Regions from separate parts of the Mus musculus genome. Here regions 2 and 3 are each linked to region 1. Evidence: chromatin loops called from intact Hi-C (ENCODE). Cell type or tissue: heart. All regions are shown on one strand.

What was found. A loop is a pair of places that touch in the nucleus more often than their neighbours do. Peaks named below come from ENCODE experiments on the same cell type or tissue, not always from the same donor. Only the 100,000 strongest peaks of a DNase experiment are listed, where the experiment ranks them.
Region 2: a loop joins it to region 1, with 3 times the contacts of the local background. A loop is called at or near these places in 16 of 42 quality-filtered maps.
Region 3: a loop joins it to region 1, with 4 times the contacts of the local background. A loop is called at or near these places in 5 of 42 quality-filtered maps.

The regions. Positions count from the first base shown.
Region 1 is chr2:30,714,217-30,722,216 of GRCm38, forward strand. It overlaps Gm14488 (a long non-coding RNA gene), which reads right to left and starts at 6,971. Exons shown (of 4, transcript XR_866106.3): 1 at 5,757-6,971; 2 at 5,490-5,654; 3 at 152-185. Mir3089 (microRNA 3089) reads left to right here and starts at 6,994; the gene lies at 6,994-7,077. Gm39782 (a long non-coding RNA gene) reads right to left here. Exons shown (of 3, transcript XR_866107.2): 3 at 7,347-8,000. In heart, CTCF peaks have their summits at 3,267 (motif pointing right) and 5,795; DNase peaks (open chromatin) are centred at 2,585, 3,205, 4,285, 4,995 and 5 weaker places; H3K4me3 peaks cover 4,569 bases; H3K27ac peaks cover 7,768 bases.
Region 2 is chr2:30,767,265-30,775,264 of GRCm38, forward strand. It overlaps Gm39783 (a long non-coding RNA gene), which reads left to right and starts at 4,282. Exons shown (of 4, transcript XR_001783261.2): 1 at 4,282-4,958; 2 at 5,816-6,019; 3 at 7,900-7,950. In heart, CTCF peaks have their summits at 2,123 and 3,692 (motif pointing left); DNase peaks (open chromatin) are centred at 4,897, 5,897 and 6,542; H3K4me3 peaks cover 2,116 bases; H3K27ac peaks cover 6,199 bases.
Region 3 is chr2:30,438,094-30,446,093 of GRCm38, forward strand. Ptpa (protein phosphatase 2 protein activator) reads left to right here. Exons shown (of 10, transcript NM_138748.5): 7 at 136-260; 8 at 1,571-1,671; 9 at 5,197-5,304. Among named protein-coding and RNA genes, the nearest start is that of Ptpa, 26 kb to the left of the region's middle. In heart, a CTCF peak has its summit at 3,081 (motif pointing right); DNase peaks (open chromatin) are centred at 2,778, 3,198, 3,868, 7,438 and 5 weaker places; H3K4me3 peaks cover 5,413 bases; H3K27ac peaks cover 6,451 bases.

The sequences.
Region 1 (8,000 bases):
CATCCAGGAACTATTCTTCCTGTAAACAACCTTTACCCACACTCAGTCACTCATCTGACCCCAACTGCAGCTTAAAGTTACAGCCCTAAGGTAATCTCTGTCTTGAGTCTCAACCTTTTCATCTGTAAAATGGGACAATACTGAAAATTACCTTGTAAAAACACAGCAATGTCATGGTGGGAATCCTGTATGGCCAAAAAAGGTGAGTGAGCTTATGAGAGATGTAGGTGTAACCAGCCCCTACAGACGAGCCACCCCTCCACCCCCACCTCCCACCCCCCAAGCCCCATTCCTTTGAGTACTAAGGCCTCCCTCTCCTTTGGATCAGCAGGAATCCAGCACTCAGATTCAGAACAGGGCACATCCTTTCACATGTAGAGCTGGGAGACACCAAGACTGTAGAAGAGTGGGAAGGTCCGCATCACCCCTCCCTCGCTTAGACCTGAACCATGCATGGAGGGTCTGCAGCAAGGATCCAGTTACCCTCAGTGTACCCAGAGTCAAGCAGAGACAGGAAACAAGGGAATGAGGGCAGTGTGAGGGAAGGCTGCTGGGATGTGACCCAGGAGCCCCCATGCTCATTAATGACCATGTCTGGGAGCGAGGAATGGTGGGTCCACGAGCAGAGTGTGTGCCCAGCACGTACAAAGTCCTGGGTTCTGTCCACGGCACCACATCACACCAGGCAGGCTGGCCTAGGTCTGCAGTTCCAGCTCTCAGGATATGGAGGCAGAAGGACCAGGAATCCAAGGTCATCCTTGGCTGCATAGCAAGTTTAAAGTTAGCCTGGGCTACATGAGATTCTGACTCAAAAAATGAAAACAAAAGAAAACGAAAGATTTGGGGAGTAAGAATCCCTTGAGCGTGTTAGGTATGGACCTGTGAAAATCTTGAAATTTTCTTTATCAGTTCCATTCCCTGTCTCAGTACGATGTGCATGCGTTTACCTGGGCAGGAAGCAGGGTGTTTCAGAGCAAACGCAAGGGGAGCAGGGGCAGGAGAGATGGCTCAGTGGTTCGCAGTTGCTGCTCTTCCAGAGGACCTGAGTTCAGTTCCCAGCACCAAAATCAGGCAGCTGACAACTGTCCACAACTCTAGCTCCAAGGGACCCTACACCTCTGGCCTCTGCCTGCATGTGCATACCTGTGTGCGCGCACACACACAAATGTGTTTAAAAACCACAGAGAACTTGGCATTTCCCCTCCTTCTTGTGAGCTCAGACAAGTCTCCATGCCCTGCTGAGGACCTGAGTGGTGTCCCAGTGCTGTTGAGAGGACCTTTAGGTGACAAATATAAATCTTATGGCATGGGAAACCAAGAACCCTGCTCCAATTCCTACCCACCTCACCCCAGAATAACTAGCCTCGGCGCCCCCCCAAACCTTTAGCTTTGTATCTCTGAACCTCAGGACCTGATAGCCAAGGCAAGTCCTGGATTTGGTAGGCTAACACCAACACAGGCGGGACCTGTGACAAAGTGAAAGCAGCTCAGGCTAGACCTGTGACAGAGTGATAGCTGCTCAGGCTAGACCTGAGACAGAAAGGCAGGACAGTTTGGTGGTCTGACCAGGTACTCAGGTCCAACTTCTCAGTTGGATTTGGGGAACTCGTCTGAGTGGAGATGACATTCTTCAACCACGTGGTTAACTTGACTGATAAGCTGAGAACACAGGCAGGTGGACCAAAGCCCTTGTGTCCATTCTGACATGACAGCCAAGTGCTGGCGTTGTCCTCACAACCCAGGAAGCACCCAGGGCTCAATGAGTTGTGACAGATGAAGAGCCTGGTGGACAGCGACCCTTTGAAGCCACACTGCTATGCTAAGGAGGTGGCAGGATCTGCACTTGGCCCACCCTGAAGCTGGGTGTTCTAACCACCAGGCTTCCCTGCCTTGTCTCCTTGGCAGTGAAGCAGGGTGCACTTCATAGAGAAGCCTGGGAGAATGATTGGAGGTAGGTGCTAGCTGCAGGTCAGGCCATCAGAGGAACTGTCTGAAGGTCACAAATCACAGCACCCCCAGCCCCATGTTAACTGGGAAGAATCTCAAATGATCACCCACCCTTCTGGCCAGTCCTATACAAAGCAAAGCTTCCACTAGAGAGGTTGAGACATTTGCCCAAAGACCCACAGCAAGATATTGCCCCCTCGGTCTGTAGCTAGAAGGAGGGAGGTGGACCACCTGGGTTCTGATCTGGGTCTGTGACTCGCCTTTTGTGTCAAAGAACCTTTGTGCGTAGTGTCCTTGTCCTGGAGAATGGAAACATGAGGTCCCTTTATAAAGGGGGCTGTGCGGGAGGCAGTGCTGATGAAGACTAGAGAGCCCAGGGGCCTGCTGAGATCCAGAGATCCCCTCCAGCACCCAGTGGTCCTCCATGATGCTGGGCATTCTGCTGAGACCCAGAGGAGCAGCTGCAAGCTTGGCTGCCGGGCAGCTTTCCTGCTGCACACTGGCCACGGGGGGAAGCTAGCTGGCCACCGGATACTCCGCAGATAACCAGCTCCTGCTGTGTGATTTCTGCTGGGCTGGGAGTGGGGGTGGGGATCAGGGACGCCCCACCCCCAGGAGGTGAGGGGCAGAAAACAGGACTCCAAGCCAAGCAAGTGGAGAGTGCAAAGACCCAGCGCAGAAAGGAACAGAATGTGCCCTACCTAATCAGAGCTGGGGCCAATGGCTGGAGCCCAGAGCCACAGGGGGATGAGACAAAAAGGTGGCATCCAGGGGAAGCTGGCCATCAGTGGGGCACGTTGTGGCAGGGAACTCAACATGGAAGCCAGTTCTGTTGCTGAAGGAAGCAGCAGCCTGGTCTGAGTTCCAGGAAGATTTGCATGGCTGGCTTTAGGGAGGGATACCAGGTGGGCAGGGAATGTGGGAGAGGAGCTCTGGGAGGGGGCAGAGAGGGGTAGGTGCGCACAGCACAGGCCGAAGCAGTGGGAACGGGAACTTTGGGAAGAGTCCGCAATGGCTTAGGGGTGGCGATCTAGCTAGAGTGGGTGTGGCCAGAAGCAAAGGGCAGAAGGAAATTCCAAGAGAGCAGCCCCTGGCTCCAGCGAAGACCACCCCAGCTGCACTTGCAGCCCAGGGCGCTTGGCAGGACCTCTCCACTTAAGACTGGTGGTTCAGAGACCAGCGTGGTCGGAGCCCCGGAGCTCGGGTCTCAGAGGCCCCGAGGGTTGTCTAAACTGCCTCGTGGGCACTCTCAGCACTCAGGTGACCAGCAGATGGCTGTCTGTAGGGGCGTGGCCCCAGCTGACTCTCAGCCTGCAGTGCCCACTCGGTCCTGAGTGTGCACAGCCCGCGGAGGACAAGCAGAGGTGGTAGATAGAGCTGAGGATCCTGGGAGGAAGCTAGCCACCGTGTGCTCCCTTCTGGGCACCAGAAAAACCCGGGAGCTAGAAATACAAACCCAGCCTTGGAGGCCTGTATCTTTCCTAAGGAAGGTGGATTTGTCAGGGTGGAGGGAAGGGATTTGATTTAGCTGCTTGCTAGCCTGATTTATAATTTGTAAACACTCAGGCAGGCCTGTGGGTCTCTGCATATTTCCAAAGTCCAGAGAAGCAGCCTTCTGGACCAGTAGCTGACTAACCCTTTGCTATGCTTCAGTCCTTCCCAGTAGTCCTTTCTTTGTGCTTGCCCCAGGGGTCCTCTGCCATTGGGGGTTCAGTCCCAGCTTATATTCCTGGAGACCACAAGGCTCTCCTCTGTCACTGGTCAACTACAGGGGGTTTGCTGGGGTCTGAGCAGCTGGGCACAATTCCACCTCTACTGCGGGAAGCAACACTTCCCTGAAGAGCAGAAGAAGCCTGTAAGAAAGGCAGCCCTGAGATGGCGGGGTAACCTTGAGCCGTTTGCTCTCCCGAAACCCCATCTTCCCAATGGTACCACTTGTGCTCACTCAGGCGCACCGTGGGACGCAGAGCCCACGTGTGCCCCGCATTTGTCAAGCACATGGCAGGGATTAGGAAGGGCGTGAGTTACATCATTCACTTCTTTTTACAGCTGAGAAAAACAAACCGAGGCTCAGCGAGGTGCAGCAGTCTGTCCAAGGTCACACAGCCCAGAACAGGACAGGGATGTCCCAGTTACACAGCACCCATGGGACTATGCGGCCGTAGGACTGCACCTCCTTCACCTATTCCCCGGTCCTCTCAACTCTCAGGCTCTGCAGGCTACGTGGGGGACACAGAGGTGGGTGGTGTGGGCAGAGCGCAGCTTGCTGGGAGGAACGGGTTAATGCGCTCCGCCGCATTGGGCCGGCCTCCAGGAGAGCCAGCCAATGGGCATGCTTGGTGATGAGGTAATGCCAGGACGCGCAGAGTGGGTGGGGCTTGAGTGGACCCCTCTGCTCCTTCTGACTTTCTGCTCTCCTTAGCAACCCCTCACCTTTGACCTTGATATCCCGGCTCTTCTTCCAACCTTGAGGGACTGGGATCATCAGCCCCCTGCAGCACTGAGCCTCACGCACTGCTGCAGATGTTCAGATGCATCCTAGCCTGAATAACACCCCCTGGACCTCAGTTTCCCTAGATGTAATTTCTTAATTGTCAAAGTCCCTCCCAGTGGGGTACCTGCATGGATCCCCAGAGCAGCAGGCAGCCTTGCCTTGCCTTTGACCTCTGCCCCGTCGCAATGGTTCCCAGAATCCGGGGCCAAGGAGTCACTAGGCCAGTCACACCCTTCACGTGGTCCCGACCCTTGGGTGCCTCTCCTGACTGATCCCACTGACCCCTTCCTCCTAAGCTAGGAACTAGCTAGCCACACAACAGCCGCAGCAGCAGCAGGCTCGCAGCGGTAGTTAGATGACAAAGTTCACCAAACCACTCGGCCTAGCAGAGCTGGGTTAGTTAAACGTCTACTACGGGCCCAGAGCTCCGGCTCCGTGTGGCCTGGTGCCCTACAACCCTCCTGTTGTCGCTATATGCTGAACGCCACCCGGGCACGAAGCAGTTAACGCCCTTGCAGCGAGCTGGCAGAGCCGGCTGCCCGGCTTATTAGTCAGCCGGCGGGGAGGGGGCGGAGGGAAGGAGGGAGGAGGGAGGGAGGGGTTCAGTGGAGAGCCGCAGAAAGCTATTCTCAGGGGCTCCCGTGTGTGGGGAGGGCGGCTCAGCGGGAACTGCCGCTTCCCAGAAAGTTGATTATTTTTAACCCAGGAAGAAGAAAGGAAGGAGGCCCAGGGAGGACTCAGAGAAGACGAGGAAAAGAGAGGAGAGGAGAGAAAAAGAGGAGAGGAGAGGCGAGAACAAGGAGAGGAGAGGAGAGAGAGGAGAGGAGAGGAGAGGAGAGGAGAGGAGAGGAGAGGAGAGGAGAGGAGAGGAGAGGAGAGGAGAGGAGAGGAGAGGAGAGGAGAGGGATAGATATTTGGAGGGAAAGGACAGGCAGGGCAGGGAGGAAGGAAGATGAGGCTTAGATATCCCACAGCAAGGGTTGGGGAACGCTCTGGGCCAATTCTGGAGGAGGAATAGATGTGGGGTACCCACCCCTGCTGGACCTACCATCCTCCTGTCCTTGTGGACTGGCCTAGTTGCATGGGGGCTTGAGGGAGGAACTGGGCACAAGGCAGTTCCAGCTCCTGGGAGTGCTCTCAGGTCAGTGGGCAGCACAATGGCACAGCCTTGTTCTGGCCTTCACGGTGACTCCTGGGAGTCTGCATGGAGGCCCTGGGAAAGAGGACAAAGAGGTTGCCTTGGTGCTTGGGCCGAGAGGGATTCACTTACGGGGGGGGGGGGGGGGGGGGTGTGGGCCCAAGTCACTTCTCCTACCTCTAGGTGGTGTCAGGCTGGGAAGGCACCTCAGAAGCAGGAGCTGGGTTCACAGAGTGAGACAAGCCAGAGACAGCTGGCCCACAGGGCTCGCAGGCGTGGCGAGCCATAAAAAATGCATTGGGTGCCCCCAAGAAGGCTGAAATATCAGGGACTTAGGCAGACTGGCTGTGTGTGTGATCTCAGCAGGGGTCAGAAGTGTCCTAGAGAAGGGTGCATGAGGATCTACTGGGATGACTAACTCAACTAATGCGAAGCCAGGGAAGACAGGACTGGCAGTCTTCAGGCCTCAGATCCAAGTGGTCTATCAATTCCTGCCTCTGGAAGGTTTGGCAGGCTTTTATGGAGCAGAGAGAACAGGTCTCCAAAGCTCCCAGAGGCTAGGAACTGGGGGCTGAACTCAAGCTTGGTTTGTGCCATGGTGGAAGACCAGCCTAGTGCAGATGCGGGAGGAATCAGAAAGCTGTCTGGGCTGGCTATGTGACAGGGAGGGCTGGTGCTGTTCAGGAGGCAGGGGACAACTCACAGGAGCAGGCTGGCAGCTTCGCATATTTGAGGGTCTGGTAGAGATGGCTCAGAGCGCCAGGTGAAAGGAAGACCCAGTGGGGAGGGCTGAGGGAGCTGCAGTGGCATTGCAGAATATGCTAGAATCCTGGTGGACCGGCTGATCCCGGTGGGTCTGCAGTATAGGCAGGGGAATCAGGTTTGTTATGGTAATGGTGCAGAGGGAGAGAGGAGGGTTCTGTTCCTATAATTGAGTACTGGGAGACACAGCAGACAAGACAGTGTGTGGCCAGCAGGGCTGAGCCTCGGGCAGGCCAGGCCGATGCCTGGAGCCTGGGAAGGTCCTGGGGACAGATCAAGAGGCCTCGGGTGTGATGTAAGGGCAGGTATGCATGTTTCTTGCTCTGAGGGCCTTGTCTCTAATTGAGAAGGATTGAGAGGGACCCAGCTACCCCTACCCAGTCACTCTGGAGCCCTGACCAGCTTCAGGCCTTTCCCCAGCAGTAGGTTGGGACTGCTCATTACCTCCACAGGATGTAGAAGGTGCCCACCCACCAAGTCACTCCCCACCCGGCCCCCAACCCCAACTGCTGGCAAGAGGAGAGCAGAGTTGAGCACACAGTAGGTCCTTTCCATGAGCCTAAGCTAGTGGGTAGAGTTAGAGCTACAGACTGGGCTGAGAGCAGAGCCCCTGCCCAGATGCCCTGGAACAGGGAGATAAGGGGAACAGCTGGTGGCTTGCAACTGAGTTCAGGGACAGCGTGTCTCAGTTTCTCTGTCTGAGCATCTGCTGATCCTGAGCTGTGTTTTTAGCTGCAGAAACCCAGGGCCTTGAGGCTCCACCCCTACACTCTGAGCACCACTGCTGCCAACGCCAAGGGGGTCTCGGGAATGGCAACTGAGAGGAGGGGGAAGGTTCTAGGACACATATGGAATCCAAAGTGCTCATCTTCCAGCTCTGAAGGGCCTGCCACGGCTAATAACAGTCTTCCAGCCAGGCAGTGATGGCACACACCTTTAATCCCAGCACTCAAGAGGCAGAGGCAGGAGGGTCTCTATGAGTTCAAGGTCAGCCTGGTTTACAGAGTTAGTTCCAAGACAGCCAGGGCTGCACAGAGAAACCCTGTCCTGGCGGGGGAGGGTGGGCTTCCCATCAAAGCTATGCTGGCCCTGCCCTCTCACCTCCTCCCAAGGGTGAGAAGAATAAGGCCCAGATCTAAAGGACAGACCTGAAGCCACCCCACGGCTGACTGTGTTCTCTGAGCCCCCACCCCTAACCCTATCTACAAAGTGCCTGGCTCCTTGGAAGCAGAGGAGGGTAGGTGTCAGGCTGTCATTCCGTGACCCAAGGCTCCCCATCAGTATGACAAGGGTGTAGGCTAGAGCCCTCTAAAGTGGACAAGACCCAGACTTCCCAGCATCCACTCTGAGAAGCCTAGCTCAGAAGAGTTGGCCAGGGCCCCAGAGCTGCACCTCCTGCTCTGTCCCCATCAGGCATCTCTGAGCTGTGAGGAGCTGTCCCCTCAACAGTGCCTGTGGAACACAAAGAGGGGGGGAGCCCAAGCAGAGAAAGAGCCGCGGGCTGCAGGCGGGCAGGCAGGCTCAGAGCGGCTCTGCTCCGCTTTCTTCTTCCTCCCTCTCTCTTTGTTAAGCTCCTTTTCAGCTGCACAGGCAGAGCCTGGGTGTTCCGAGCTGACAATAATTGCTGCGTCTAGACAGTGTCTGGTAGGAGGCCTCCTT
Region 2 (8,000 bases), 53 kb after region 1:
ACAAATGATACACAGGCATGTAGGTTGTTCCATACCCACCCATCTCTGTACTTCCATGGTGAAGCCTGTCCCACACGCAGAAACATTCACCCACATCTAAATGCAGCGTGACAACCAAGTACGAGCAGATACACACAGGCACGTGCTAGACACACACAGGTGGCTGTGAACATAAATGCACACAGGTGTGCCAACCTACAGTCAGCACTGCAGACATGGAATGGCGACATGCACACGCACACGCGTACGCACATGCACACACATGCGTGCGCGAACTTGTAGACCCACAGCAGGTTCTGTCATGTCACAAACACTTACCCATTACACCTGCAGAGACATATGTGTCCTTCACACGTCTACTGATACATACTGGAGCATGCATGTTCCCCCTCCTCTGAATGCGCCCCACGAGCACAGACCCTGGCCCCCCGAGTCACAGAGATACACCCTGCTTCTCAGCACAGACATTTGCTGTGCGGAATATTGAGAACTCTTGCATCCCCACAGAAGGTTGCCCCAGGCAGTCATCTGTGGGATTCTGCAATCTCCCAACTGGGAACTAAATCGCCACCTGTCCTAAGCTAGGGAGCATCAGTCTCCACAAAGCAGGGAAGCGGCTTCCTATCATTCAGTCTGCCCCACCAGCCAGCCAGGACAGACACACACTCCCTACTTCTTCACACTCTCCAGGTTTCCAGGTCCCAGAGGGGAGACAGAACAGCAACCCCCTTCACCCCACATTCCTCTCACCCCCACCCTCTAGCTTTCTTTCTCTTTGGCAGCAGGCCAGGGTTGCTGTGGCCAGCAGAGTGACTGACACCTCTCCTGTCCCAAAGGAGTTCAGATCCTGAGGACCAACTGGCTCTGTAACCCCCTACGCCCCCATTGTGGGAAAGTTGGGAGGGCAGGGGAGAGCTGACCTGCCCTTAGACCCAGCCCACTTTCAGCTTGATTGACTGACTTGGTGGGGTTTTAGTTTTGCTAATAGAGAATTAAAGACCTAATTGTTTTTGTTTTGTTTCGAGACAGGGTTTCTCTTTGTAGCCCTGGCTGTCAAGAAACTCACTTGTAGACCAGGCTGGCCTCGAACTCAGAAATCTGCCTGCCTCTGCCTCTGTCTCCCAAGTGCTGGGGTTAAAGCTGTGCGCCACCACTGCCCAGCTGAGACTTAATTGTTTTATCTGCAGCAGTTGTGCCTGTGTGGATATGAAGGAGTGAGTGCAGGTGCCTGTGGAGGCCAGGAGAGGAACACCAGAGCCCTAGGAACAGGAGTCACCCATGGTTATAATACACTTGGTATCAGAGCTGGGAACAGGTTATGTGCATGCTCTCCACTGCTAAATCATCCCTCCAGATTCTGTTTGTCTGTTTTGTGTAGTGGGTTGGTCTGATGCTGGGCAGAAAAAAGGTAGACATAGCGTGAGGTACCAGACTTGGGATCTCAGGCAGGGAGCACCATAGCAAGGAAGGAGGGCCAGCCTGTCGGAGTGGGAGTGGCCCGGGCTGAACATGGTGTTATCTCGGGCGCATTAATAGGAAAGTAGACAAAATAGCACAGAGAATTGGTATCTGCCCAGTTCTAGTGTTTTAAGGCTTATGATAAATCTAAAGAGTTTTGTGTCTTTTATTTGGGAACTATATGGTCCAAAGTGGGGGTAAACCCCCCAAAGTAATATTTATCACAACAGTGTGGCTTTGTTTTGATGTTCCTGGACAATTTTATCAGAATTCAAAAGAACCATCGTAGCCAGGTTTAGTGGCACATATCTTTAATCTCAGTACCAGGAAGCAGAGGCAGGTGGATCTATGTGAGCTTCAGGACAGCCTCATCTACATAGTGAATTCCCTGTTTCAGAAAATCAAAGAAAGAAAGACAGCCTGCCAACCTCAGCAGCTCCTAAGACAAGGCCAACGAAGGAGAGAGAAATCTCGTGCCTTCGGAGCCTGCATGGAGGTCAGCCACCTCCAAGGACCCACACAGTGGCGATGAGAAAGAATGGAAAAGAGAAAGGACCAGGGAAATGGCAGTGCCAAGGCTCTAGCCATCGTCTAAAAGAAAGATACGGGAGAGAAGAAAGAGGAAGTCATACCTCAGTCAGGACTCAGAGTGGCTGGCAAACCCAACCGAACCTCATGGTGGCACTGTAGCAACCACTTGGTTGATTGTTGGTTTGTTTTGGAGGAGGATTGCTTCTGGCCTTGTCTGGCTGGAAGCTGGCTATGTAGGTGAGGATAGCCTTAAATTCTCCATGCCCCTGCTTCTCTGCCTCCCAAGTGCTGGGAGACAGACAACACCCTCCAGTTCCTGTTGCCCTGGAGGTGGGACCCAGGGAATCTCCCACACCACGGGGGGCAGTCTACCAGCTGAGCTGTATCCCCAGACCTGCCCATTTGATATAGTTACACCCAGGTCCTAGGGCTTGTCGAGGAAGATTCGAACCCAGGGCTGAGCTCAGAATAAGAAACTGAGGCTCAGGGAGACCACATGGGGCCACCTGCCCCCCCAACACAGGCTCCCTGCAGGCCAAGCCCATAGGCTAAAACAACACAGACACCCAAAGAGGAGGTGGGCTGAACCTTGTTGCCCTTCCGGCTGTTCAGACTCCTCCCATACACCCTGAGTTACCCCAGCCATGACAGATGCCAAGCCTATGGTCCTTCCTGCCTGCTTCTGGGCAGCATTTGCCCATCCCTAACAGTGGCTTTTTTCCCAGTAGTTCTAAGCTACACAGTTCCATGTTCCTATTCAAATTGGCCTTAGTATTCCCTTGGGACTGGTCTCTGACCCCAATTTGGTGCTATCCTTCAGCCCCCTGAACTCACCATGGCGATATAAGTAGTGTAACAGCAGAGTTAACCTTCTTCTTGCCTGGAGGGAGAACACAGGCTGTCCTGTTCTCAGGGGACCCACGATACCCAGGACCAACAGCTCCTGCTTGTGCGTAGTAGCTGTTGCATGAAAATATGCAGTGCTGGCAGGCCGATGCACACCTGCATCCTCATATTCAGGAAGCAGAGGCAGGAGGCTCAAGTGTCAAGCTAGCCTGGGCTACATAGAAAGACTTGTTTTAATTCTACCACCCTCTGCCCTCCCCCATGCACCCATGGCTGGGAGATGAGCACAGTACCCCCAAAGAGCCCCAGGAGACACAGGTCCACCCTCCTCTACATAAAAGTGCAGAAGGCCTGGGGAATGGTGGAGAGCCTGTGACTCCAGGGTCAAGATTAGAACTTAGGTCCCTTCCTCCAGGCTGGTGCCTCCCTCCTCTCCTAGCTGGGTGCTGAGAACAGAAGTGGGAGCAAGATGCTGTCTCCCTTTCTTTCCCTCCTGTCTGAAGCTGGAGGCACTGCTCAGCATGGCTAAGGGGCCCAGACTGACTGTCCCAGGCTCTGCCCTGAGAAGCCAGGCCACTCCAACCCAGTCACTCCCCAGCCTGTGTCTTGACCAGGCACCCGAGTGTTGAGGCCACTGTTCACTTGTATATTCATCTGTCTGTCTGCCTTTGCTGCCTTGGTTTTCTCATCTTAAAGGTAGGGTGTCTCATCTTTGGAAACCTCTGGCAAGAATCGTTGCTTTTGGGCTGGAGAGACGGCTCAGCGGTTAAGAGCACTGACTGCTCTTCCAGAGGTCCTAAGTTCAATTCCCAGCAACCAGGTGGTGGCTCACAACCATCTGTAATGGGATCTGATGCCCCCTTCTGGTGTGTCTGAACACAGCTACAGTGTACTCATATACATACAATAAAAATAAATAAAAATTTAAAAAATCGTTGCTTTGTATAAAATGTTTAAACGCCCAGGACAGGTCACACAGCTCATCGGATAGAGGAGCTTGCCACATACCCCAACAACACGAGTTCTATCCCCAGGACCAGCTGTGTGGAAGGAGATAACCCACTCCCACTAGTTGTCCTCTGACCTCCACTGGGACACACATGTGCCACCCCCATACACTACGTAAATAAATGCAAACGATAAAATAAATTGTATAAACGTTCCCACAGCTGCCTGGCAGGGATGCCTCAGCAGGACAGTCTTCTCCCAGGATCAAGATTCAGGAACGACCCCAGCCCCAGTATACAGCCGAGCAGCCTGCGGCTCAGAGGATGCTCAAACTTTCCCAGGCGCCCAGCTGCCCAGCCCTCGGCAGTGGCAGGCCTGCTGAGGAGGACAGGGCGGTCAACTGAGCGCCAGTGGACCGCGGGGTGAGCGGGAGTAGGGGGATGCCGAGGAGTGCCGGGAGGCCCCGCCCCCCGGGCCCGGCCGGGGTCTGCAGCCGTCAGCGACGAGCGCGGCCCCGCCGAGGGATCGATAACTAATTTCAGCGCCGCAGCCGCCCGGGTTTTTTCCCGATAATTGCGCGCCGGCAGCTGCGAGCCAGGCCCCCAGCCCGCCGCGCGCCCCCGCCCGCGCGCGATCAATTGACACCGCCACCGGGCGCCGGGAAAACTCATTTTTCTCTCCCTCCCCAGCTCCCGGTGGGCGCGGGCTGAGCTCGCGGTGGCCGTGTTGAGGATGGCCCTGAGGCCTGGGCGGGGGCGTTCGGTTGACCCTTTGCTTCTCCGGGGGCGCCGGACATGCACCTGCCACCCCAGGCTGAAGAGAGGCGGTGACAGGAGAAAGACCAGAATGCAGTGGGTTCAGGTCTAGACTCTGCAAGCCTGCTACCGCGTGCCTCGGTTTCCCCCTCTTGCCATGGGGTCCTAGCACGCTGTTAGGCACATAGAGGTAGCGCCCAGGGAGGACTCAGTGAATAGTGTTGTCCAGAGCAGAGAGTGTTTTTCGGTTCCTAGCCTGGCTGTGAGCAACTACAGTGTGCCAGGCCTGTTACAGGGTTTCTAAAAGCAGAAGCCAAGAATCTCCGCCTCCCTGCAACTGACTTCTAATAGTGGGATGTGCCACAAAGATAGCGAGCAAGAAGGGAGGTGACAAGGGCCAGCGGGTGGAGATAAAGCGAGGTAAACAGGTTAGAGGGGGACATAGCAGTGCAGTCCCGACACCTAGCCAGAACCAGCTCCGAGGCCCCTCCCAGGGCTCTCCCAGCCAAGCGCCAAGCTGCTGCCTGTTCAAGGTCGCTGGAAAGCTGCAGACTTGGCATTCTCTGAGGAGGGAGGGTGGAGGAGGGAGAAGCTGGCTGTGGGTGGGAGTCTCCTTATGGGAGAGTACACTAGTACAAGAGACTAGGCAGAGAGAGAAGACAGGGGGCTAGAGGGCAGGGTGGGCGTGAGGGGTGGGGAGAGAGAGAGAGAGAGAGAGAGAGAGAGAGAGAGAGAGAGAGAGAGAGAGAGAGAGAGAGAGAGAGAGAGAGAAGAGGACAGCTACTGTTTGTGGCCAAGGACTCTTGGAGCCTGGAGGCTGGGCTACAGAGAGACGTGAGGAACGACCCCAAGGTCACAGGAAACAGAGTTAGGTTCCTGTGTCCTGCTACCCAACCCTGGAAGAGAACAAGAGAGGCTGAGAGGAAAGGATGAAAGAGAAAGAGTCTCTGTAGGGAGACTGGAGGTGGTTCATTGGGCAGAGGCCACGGGGCTTCAGGATGACTGACAAGGCCTCCAGGAATCAGATGTATGGACTGGCCCCACCCCCGCCCTACCCCCAGTTTCCAGAAACCCAGCAAAAGAAGCTTAAGTCTCCCCCTGCGGTAGTGAGGGAACCAGGCAGGGCTAGAGAGGCCCACAGCTGCTGGGGAAGCGGTGAGGTTGGGACTCTCCCCTGCCTCAGTTTCCTTATCTTAGAACAGGGCCGGTGGTGAGGTCGGGGGGTGGGGTGCGGGGTGGGAGGTGTCTCTGTGTCTTCCTTCCTTCTGTATTTCCAGCTTTGGGGACAAGCTGGGTGCAATGACTCAGCCAACAGGAAGAAGGAGATTGCTGGCAGCCAGCGTGCTGGCCAGTACTAGGAATTCAAGACAATACAGAGCTAAGCGTCACCTTCCTGCTGGTCCATTTGCCCATACATCCGTCCAGTCATCCATCTGGCCATCCGCCCCCTACATGTTTACTAGGTTATCCGGGAAGGATTGGTAAGTATTTGCTACGGGGAGGCACCATGTGTGGGATCAACATGAGGCCGCCACCTTCCCCTCCTGCATACCCCATCCCTGTTTCCATCGACCCACCATCGCTGTCCTTTGGAATATGATCAGGAACACTACTAGGTTGGGAGTCAACACTGAACCTGTGCCTGTCATGTGACCTAGGCTGGCCTGGTGAACTCTCTGTGTCTTGGTTGGTCAAGGACAACGACTGGAGCCCTTGTTCTGCCCAGGAGAAGAGGTCCCTGGATTAACAGCATGTCTAGTCTAGGTGAAGACTTGTACTCAGAATGCTGTACAGTCTGCCAAAGGGAAAAGAGGGAACCCTAACCAAGGGTGGCTCAGGGTCGTACAGCTAGGAGGTTAGGAGGTCGGCCTGACCCCAGAGCTTGTGCCTTACCAGGGACCATAGCATCCCAGATAGAAGCTGGCCATGGGGTAAAACTTGGGGTCTCACAGCCTTTTTGTCCTTTCCCCCAGTGGTAGCTCTGGCTGCTAGCCATCCCCAGAAGGCCTCTGTGGGTCAAAACAGCAGCTGCCTTGCATGACCAGCTGGTGACTTCGGCCTCTTGGACATGCCCTAGGCCAGTACAGCAGGCAAGCCTCACTTTAAAAGAGACAGGAGCTCTGCAGTCAGAGGTGGACAGATGGGACAGCCTCGGGAGAAACAGCCATTTCTGGTGTCCTATGCTGTGCCCTTGGGTGGTCCTAGCTTACTAGGTGTGCAATGGGCATGGTGGCTGTTGGAAAGGAGGGCATAATGATAGGACTAAGGGACATATTTGGTGGTTAGGGAGGCGTACAGTGGGGACATGGTCATGATACCCAATGTTCTTCCTGGAGTAATGGCTTAATAAGATATTAGAACAGGAAACCAGGCAATGGTGGTGCATGCCTTTAATGCCAGCACTCAGGTGCCAGGGGCAGGTGGATCTGAATTCGAGATCAGCCAGGTCTACAGAACAAATTTCAGGACAGCCAGGACTACACAGAGAAACTCTGTCTTTGAAAACAAAACAAATACAAAAGATTGGAACAGGCAACTAAGTACAGCACCCTGAGCCCAAAGCCCACCATGGCGGCAGTGTTGTGAACCCAGCACTGGGGTCATGTTATCTATGGACCCCATCATACCTCCTAGGTGGATATGAGTTTCTCCCTACCATAGCTCCACTCTGCCAGGTGGAAGTCTTGGTTACCTGGAACAGGAGGGGAAGAAAAAAAGGGGGCAGGGGAGAAGGGAAGTTACCCCTCCTGGCACAGCACAGGACTCACTAAGTTCAAAGTCACTCCTGCATCGGGTTACAGTGGGGTCTTCCAGCTAGGACCAACAGGCAAGAGGAGTCAGGATTTCTGTATGAGACTTGCCCATAAAGATTCTAACTCATCGTGGAGAGACTTTGGTAGAAAAGTTTTGCACAGGCAGCCAGGACCTCAAAGGGGGCTGCTGGAAGTGGATTGGCAACCCTGGACACCTTGGTGTCTCTTGGCTTGGTGGCATAACGCAGGCTAACTGTGGAGCAGCCCCTGTAGGCTCATGGGAGCCCTACACCCACACCTCACCTGAATCTCACCTCCCGCCTCCCCACAGACACTTAGACAGTCACACAGAGATAAGCAGGGGAGGCAAAGCACAAGGTACTGAGAGGCAGTGGGTTTGACACGTTGCTCGGACAAAATACAGGAGAGAGACCATTCAAGAAAGGAAGGTTTACTCTAGCCCACAGTTTAGGGCTACAACCAGCGGTGGTGGGGGAATCCTGAGAGAGGCATCTGGAGGCAGCTGGTTACATTGTGCTCACTTCAGGGAGCAGGGAGCAGCGCCTGTTGCTGCTTAAGCTTTCTTCTCCTTTTCTTTCAACCATCAGTTACCATGGATCTTCCAGGGCAGCTCACCTAATCCAGATGATCCCTCACAGGTATGTCCAAAAGCGTATCTCCTCCGGGACTCTAGACCCTATCAATATTG
Region 3 (8,000 bases), 280 kb before region 1:
TCCCTGACAGAAGACGTCTGAGGGGAGAGGAAAGCCTGTTGGCTCTTTCAGCCTCACATTCTCCGTACCCTTTGTGTGCTGAAGAAATGTCATTCTCACCTTTCTCTCTCCTTTCTCCCTGCCCCTTCAACACAGGTATCTTGAGGTTATGCGGAAGTTGCAGAAGACATACAGGATGGAGCCTGCAGGCAGCCAGGGCGTATGGGGTCTGGATGACTTCCAGTTCCTGCCCTTCATCTGGGGCAGCTCACAGCTCATAGGTACTAGTGAGTGGTCACATCTCCACCTCGTACCCAATGGGTGCAGCTGTGTTCCCCTCCTGCCCAGGACACACAATGACAGCTTGTTGAGCAGGACATTAGACCAGCTTAGCCCAGCTAGTGATGGAGGTTATGTACTGTGGACCTAATGCTGTGAGCCAGTGTGGCCAGCTAGAGGAGGTAAGGGTGGGATGCCACCAAGAGAGCAGGAAGTGGGGAAGCAGGAACCAGGGCCGCATGGCCTGCTGCAGGACAGACAGGTGAGTGCATGGCCTGCTGCAGGACAGACAGACAGGTGAGTGCATGGCCTGCTGCAGGACAGACAGACAGGTGAGTGCATGGCCTGCTGCAGGACAGACAGGTGAGTGCATGGCCTGCTGTAGGACAGACAGGTGAGTGCATCCGGCTCCTGCTCCTGGCAGCAGCTGTGGGCTTGACAATGAAAACTAGGGCCTCTTGTGATTTGTGATCATCAGTGTCATTCAGTTAGGATGGAACTCTGTGCAGGGTGTGTGTGTGTGTGTGTGTGTGTGTTTAGGCGAGTTGCTGCCAAGTGCTGAGTCCTGTGTGCTTCCCAGTCTGCTCTATCTGCTCCTTACAGAAGAGGATTATCCAGGCATGATCAGCATCTTGGGATCTGCCATTGGACAGGGTTGCTGGTCACTTTAGTTCCATGAAGAGTGAACTGCTGCTAACTAGTACTCACAGATACCTAATAAATAGCTGAGAACTTGCCATCCTAGCCACTTTAACCACAGTCTTCTCAGACACTGCAGAGGATACCTAGCACTGTGGTGTGTGCTTCCACACCATGATGCCTTTCTGACACAGCGAATGTGTGGTTAGCTCCACTAGAGGGACTTTTATTTTTCCTGGCTAGCCTGGAACTCACCTATCTCTGTATGTTGGCAGTAAAGGTATCTATCACCACACCCAGCTGAGGTAACTTTTAAGGTAGGTAATGGTGCTTAAACAGCAGAGGTTGGTGCTGCTGACAAACCAGGTGCAGAGCTGTTGTCATGGTTACAGGATGCTCAGGTGTGTTTGTCATCTCTGCTGATTGGTAGCACATCAGGTTTGTGTGCACCCTTATCACCACGGGTACATGCATGGTGACTAACTGTGTACAGTGAGCAAGCGCCTCGCTAGGTGACAAGGATTTCTCAGTCCCATTGTGATCTTTGTGCAGAGACTCTACCATAGCTCTGTGCTACCATGCCATCTCAATAGTTGTAAACTGTCTGAGGTAGGCACCTTGTGCTCAGGCTGGGTCAGGGCTGTTCTGAAGCCCAGGCCTCTACTTTTCCCAGACCACCCCCACCTGGAGCCCAGACATTTCGTGGATGAGAAGGCGGTGAGCGAGAACCACAAGGACTACATGTTTCTCCAGTGCATCCTGTTCATCACTGAGGTGAGAGCCATGCCAGCCTCTGTTAGGCAGCCTTGGCAACTGGGCCCTCTTGCCCAGCCGCCAGCCTTCTTCCAGAACCAGGAGGACTCTCATTGTTAGGTTTGAGTTGGAGCTTTACTCTGCTGCCCAAGCTGGCCTTAAATTCATGACAGTCTTCCTGCTTCCGCCTCCGACTGCTTGGGATTAGAAAATCAGCCACCATACTCAGCTCCCATGGGGTTCTTGGGCTGAGGGGTTAAATTGTAGTTGTTAGTTAGACTTGGTGACCCGCAGCAGGCCTAAGAGGGTGCCATGCAATGTGTTAGGGTGCAATCAAGTTAGAGGTTATGGACTCAGGTTGAAATCCCTAGAGGAGCTGCAGTGCTGGGAGTAGTTCTGTCTCTCTGTACCTCAGCAGTGTTCGAGAGGTGAAAACAAGCAGCCTGTGGTGGCAGTCACTGGGTCCAACATCACCTGTGGTGGCAGTCACTGGGCCCATACTACTCAGCACATTCCCTAACTGGAAGTACTTGTCTCACCGAGGCAGGATTCCCTACAGTATAGTGCTGGAACACTCCCCAAGGTAGCCCACGGACTCTGAAAACTCTTGGCTTTGGGCCCATGTCAGCTTTCCCTCTCAGAATCTTGTGGACAAGAGCCAGGAGCTCATCAAGGGACCCAGAGTCTCAGGGCCTTGATTCTGGGAGGTGTTAGAACTTGTCATTCTCTCTGCCTATACCTATCAAGTCTCACCCCAAGTTCACAGGGTCCTGGCTTCTCTTTCTGTGCCTCCTGCATGTTTGCCCTGTGGAATTACATGTGGTCTCCCGACTGGATGCTACTCTCTTGGCTCCCTGTTCTGAGCCTCTGAGCAGGGAAAAGCCTGGTTAGCAGCCTTGACTCTAGGTTCTTTCTGGTCAGCATTTGCCTCAGGGTTGTGCCAAGCTCCAGGGGCCAGAGGGGAATGACACATTTTTTTCCAAGTCAGCAAATGGAGCAGGGACTGACGGCTGGGCGGCCACTACTTGGTTCTTGGAGATAATGCTGCCTTCAGCAGTGTGGCAGGCTCAAGGTCAGAAGGACTGGGGGCAGCCTGGCTCACTGCCTTGAAAGATAGCTTTGCAGGACTTGAGCGTGCAGCGAGGGGCTAGGGAGGATCTAGGGTGAGAGCTAGGGCTGAATGGGAAGGAGCTTCAGATTCTGCAGAGCTTGCTGCTTGAGGCCAAAGCCTGAGCTGTTACTGCTTCCTCTGGCGGCTGGCCAAGCCCCTTGCGTCCCTGTCAATAATTCTAACAAGGAGGCTAGCGAGACTGGGCTTCAGGGACTGGAGATCGATGGATTCCATGCTAAGATTTAGTGTGTGTGTTTGTTTCGGCTGATATAAAACCCCAAAACCTTTTCCAAAGTTTGGAATGGAGGACCCCATAGACGGTAGTCCAAATAACCACAAGGAGGCGCTAAAGTGCACTGAACTCTGGTGGCTTCAGTAACAGAGGTAGGAAGTGGGAGGGGAGCTTTTTAGTGGTTGTGCACCTTCTCTGCTAGGCTTGGTTTTCTCTTGGTTCCAGGCTCTTGGGTCAGTCAAGCTCTGGTTGGTTGCTAGGCACTGTGGTGGCAAGGGCATGCTGCCTGCCTGGGTTGGGCAGTTGTAGCGCTCTGCTGCTGCTGCTGTTCACAGATAGACAGCTAAACAGACAGAGAAATGGATACAGATGTATAGATATTCCCCACCCCTACTTGATGAAGTTGGCAGTTTTTACTTATAACCCCCATCAGGAAGTGAGCAGTCTCACCCAGAGGGCACAGAAGCCTACAGGGTGTTCAGGGCTTTTGGTCAGGGAGACCTGCAGTCTTTACTGCTCAAACAAAACCCAAGGAAGTTGGGAAGGAAACCACTTCTCTTTGCTGGGTCTTGTGTCAGGACCGCTTTGCTAGTAGTACTGGATGTGACAGCGGAGGAAGCCCACCTTGCGGGGCTCCAACTGCTTCAGGAAATGTAGCCCTGGCGCCTTTAAGAGCCAAGGGCAGGCAGGAAAAGAATTTCAGTTTCAATCTGGCTTCTAAATTTGGAGTTTTGGGAAGGGAGGGATCAGATTTCAGCTGGAAGGGAAGGAGCTGACAGGAAGGCGCTGTGCTGAGCCTCCCCCACCCTGCCCATCCCCCCAGTTACTGACAGAGGAACCATTTACAAAAGGCCGATTCTCTGGGGAGTGGAGAGGCAGGAACGCAGCGTCTGTGAGTAATTTCCTGCTCAATATGGCTGCTCTGACTCACACGATTCCCCTGGGGTCACTGCGGGACTGCAGTTGCTTGCTTGTTCTCGCTCTTTCTCTTCTCCCTTTGTGGCTAGAATGAGCTGATTTTTTGGGGGCGTCTTCTCACCCCCAATTTCTTTTCTCCCTCATTTTTTTTCCTTTCTCTTGAGTCGCAGAACCTCCTTCTGAAGGACTTGGGACCTGAGGCCCTGAAGGCCTTGAGGGTGAAGTGGCCTCTCTAGGGACATAACTGAGCTACACAACTTGGGCCTGCCTCTAGCTCTGCAGCCTGCCAGACAGCCCGTTTTGAATGTCCCTTGTTAGTGAGCAAGGCTGGTCCCCCAGGCAGGGTCCTTGCTGAGCCAGCCTGGAGCACCTGCTGTGAGACAAAGCAGGTGGTCATTCACTCAGGGGTCTGTAGGGGACCCTGTTTCATAGTTCCAGCCTGCAAGTGTGCAGAATTGGGGCAAGGAAGTAGAGAGATTGACGGTGGAGTCTTTGCAGGAGTGTTGGGATACATCTCGGAAGCTGAGGGCACTGTAAACTTTGCCAGGCTCACAGAGCCTTTCAGAGTCTTTCTGTGTAGTATGGGGCTGTCCTCTGAGCCCTGTTCCCCAAAATAAATGCTGCCTGTAACCTGGGGAGGGAGTGAGGAGGGCGTGCCAGGCTGCATGGCTAGTAAATACAAATGGACTGGCCTTGCACTCTCACTGGCAGGATGCACTTGGGACATAGGCTTCCCTATTCCTGTGCCCCAGCCGAGGCTCTGATGCCCCGGGACTGCACTGGACTGCAGTAGTGCTCTGCCTTCCTGCAGTCAGAGTTTGAGCACTGATGGACTATCCATGTGCCTGCTCGTCTTGTTGCTGTGGCTTTTTCTGCCCTACTCTTGACCTTGTTAAACAAACTTCCCTCCTGTACTGATCTGGAGCCTCCCTCTATCTCTGTCTCTGTCTCAGAGGACCAGATCCATCAGGGCCTGTCCACAGCCCCTTTCCTGTCCTCCAGGCAGGTCTAGACCACGCACCTACAGTGTGTCTGCATAGGAACACATTCTACTTTCTTAGGGTAGGGATGGTCTCTTCCTGGGTTGCTAAATTTGATAGACATTGGGATGGAGCCTCTGTTTTGTCTGTGTGAAAGAGGTAAGCAGAGGCTGTAGATGAGAGAAGTTCTGTTTTTTCAACAGGCCTTGTAGGTCAAGGCTGTGGTGTGTGTGTGCGTGCATGTGCGTGTCTGTGTGTGTGCACGCCTGCATACTGCCTCTCTAGTTCCTGGACTTCTTTTCCAGATGAAGACTGGCCCCTTTGCGGAACACTCCAACCAGCTGTGGAACATCAGTGCTGTCCCCTCCTGGTCTAAAGTGAACCAGGGCCTCATTCGAATGTATAAGGCAGAGGTGAGTGGGGGCTGGCCATCCTGCCTGCCCCTGATGGCGCTTGGTCCTGAGGGTGAGCTCATGACTTCTGATTCTTCATCACATTGTTTGCTCGGGCTCTGAGGCCAGCTGTCTGAAACTTGGGGACCTCAGAACCTGATGGATGGGCAGAGGCCCAGCTGATTTCTTCATAGCTTAGGGATTAAAACAGCCTAAGCTGCTGGAGAGGTTAGGGGCTCTCTTTGTACCTGTCAAATGGCCTGAGGCCTCTCAATAGCTTTAGTGTTTCCCAAAGTGACTAGGACATCAAGCATGGGAAATGGAGTAGGTGGTCTTTTCTGCTTCCAGCTCACGACTCTGCTGCTGGGAAGGACCTTGGGCTGGGTCCCCCTGCTGTAAGGTGCCTGCTTTCCTAGGGCGTCCCGTACTCTCCACAGAAAGAGGGAGAACATCTTTCTACCTGGCCCCTCCAGTATCTGAAGCTACTTGACTGGCCTTTTTGTGCAGTGCCTCTTGGGCCATGAGACCCAAACATGTCTCCCCCCACCCCAGCCCACCCCACCTCCCACCCCAGCGCTGGTACTCACAACCTCAGTGTTGCCCTGGAGCAGCCCCTCTCTGATTCTTGACCATTATCCCATCTCTTATGAGAGCCCAGAGCTCACCCCATCTATCATCAGAGGAGGGACACCGAGGAAGGGTCAGCTGGCTTTGGTAGTAAAGATGCTTCCCACTGGCCTCGAAGGGGTTAATAGAACATGGTCTGCCAAGCTTGGGCTTGGGCCTGGCCAGCTTTTTCTGTTCTTTCCTGGATCCTCTTTCTCTAGACTTCACATCCTGTGTTTAGGCTTCAGCCCACATCCCTCTCTCATCTGGGGGGCCATTCCAGACCTCTTCCTGCTCTGCAGGCCAGCTCTAGTGCCCCGGCGTTCCCTTGGTCCTGTCTCCTCGGCCTTACTTCTGGTTTCTAGCAGGAAACACAGGGAAGACTGTCCTGCTGCTGGAATGTCAGCATGGAGGTATATGTCACCCCATGTCTCCAAACCTGGATTGATTCAGCCTTCTAAGAGGAAGGCCAGCTACCCTGCCCCCCACCCACCCCTGACCCTGTCCCCCTTTCAGAGGCAGAAGCTCTGCAGGCTGAGGGAGGAGCAGATAAGGTACAAGATGGTGGTGTTACAACACACAGGCCTTGGAAGCCACCACCTAAACCTTAAGTCCTAAATGCTAGGTGTCCCTGCAGTTATTGACTGACAGGATGTGTTGTGTGACTAAAGACTGGACAGGTGCATCTCACTGGGTGTATGCAGTAAGTGGGAGCTGACCCTCCCCTTGCCAGGATGGATTTGTAGGGTAATTCTGCAACTTGTTGACAGGCATGAGCATGAGGCTTTGTAGCACCTAGTTCTTTTTTGTTTTGTTTTTGGAGACAGGGTTTCTCTGTATAACCCTGGCTGTCCTGGAACTCACTTTGTAGACCAGGCTGTCCTCGAACTCAGAAATCTACCTGCTTCTGCCTCCGGAGTGCTGGGATTAAAGGCGTGCGCCACCACCTCTAGGTGGTATACCCAGTTCATACTGGTGCTCTTAAGCTCTAGTCCCTGGGAATAGGGCCCAGGAGAGGCCCAGTGCTCCATCCGCTGGGAAGACCCCTGAGCTGCCAATAGGGGTCTGCTCAGGCCTGGCATTAAGCAGCCTCAGGATATGCAATTAGCTGTCAAGTTCCCTGACCTGATTTTTTGAAGAGAAGTATCAGGGGCTTTCTGGGCCTTGTATGATGGGGCTATTTCTATAAGGAAGGCTATCACCGTATCTGGACTTATTTTCTCCAACTACCCAGCCTGGACTCTGCTGGGCCAGGAGGTGCCACGTTTCTAAAGCCCAGGTTCAGTTGCTGGGCAGAATTGCTGGGAGCAAAGCCCCCTTAGGTGCTTCAGCTGCCCTGGGGCCTTGGACTTCCTCCACCCCACACGCCCCCCCCAGCAGCTTCTTACCAACTTTGCTCCTGCTGGCCCTGTGGGCCCTTCCCCCACTTGCCTTTCTGGCTTTTCTTCTGGGAGAGCCTAAAGCAGGTTGACCTTTGACCCTTTCTGGAATTCAGGGGGGTGGGGGGGCCTTCCAAACTCCCACCGCTTCCTGATGACATAAGCACTGTGGCAGCTGCCTTGCCTCAGGCCTGGACATGCTGCTCCTCCCTCCCCCAGGACAGACTGCACCTCCTTCTTCATGCTTGCTTTGCTGAGGCCTAGCTCTAAGCTAGAGCTCAGTCTCTGTGGTCTACTTGCTCCTCTGTGTGCCCCTCCCACTTCTGAAGCTGCTGTCTGGGGTAAGGGAAGGTGAGCCACCAGGTTCGTCCTTTGACACAGCTAGAGCTAGGCTCTCACCTCAATAGCCTACAGGTCACCTCAATAGCCTACACCCCCGGCTTGTTTAGGAGGAGGCCAGGCCAGCCTCACATTCTGCCTGGAGCTACTGCCTGGGAGACAGAGCAAGCCAGTAACAGGCAAAGCTAGAGCCTGTGGGCCTGGGCTCAGGGAGCCACGAGCCACGAGCTCCATAGAGGCTGCTGCCAAGGTAGGGCAGGAGTGTCAGCCCACTCCTGTTGTCTCACTCTGAAGAGTCAAGATGTCTTTGAGGCCAAAGACTACAGAAAGTAGGCCCTAGCCTCTTCTCAGTTGTGTTCAGATGTCCCTATACTGCTAGGGTCAGGATTCGGG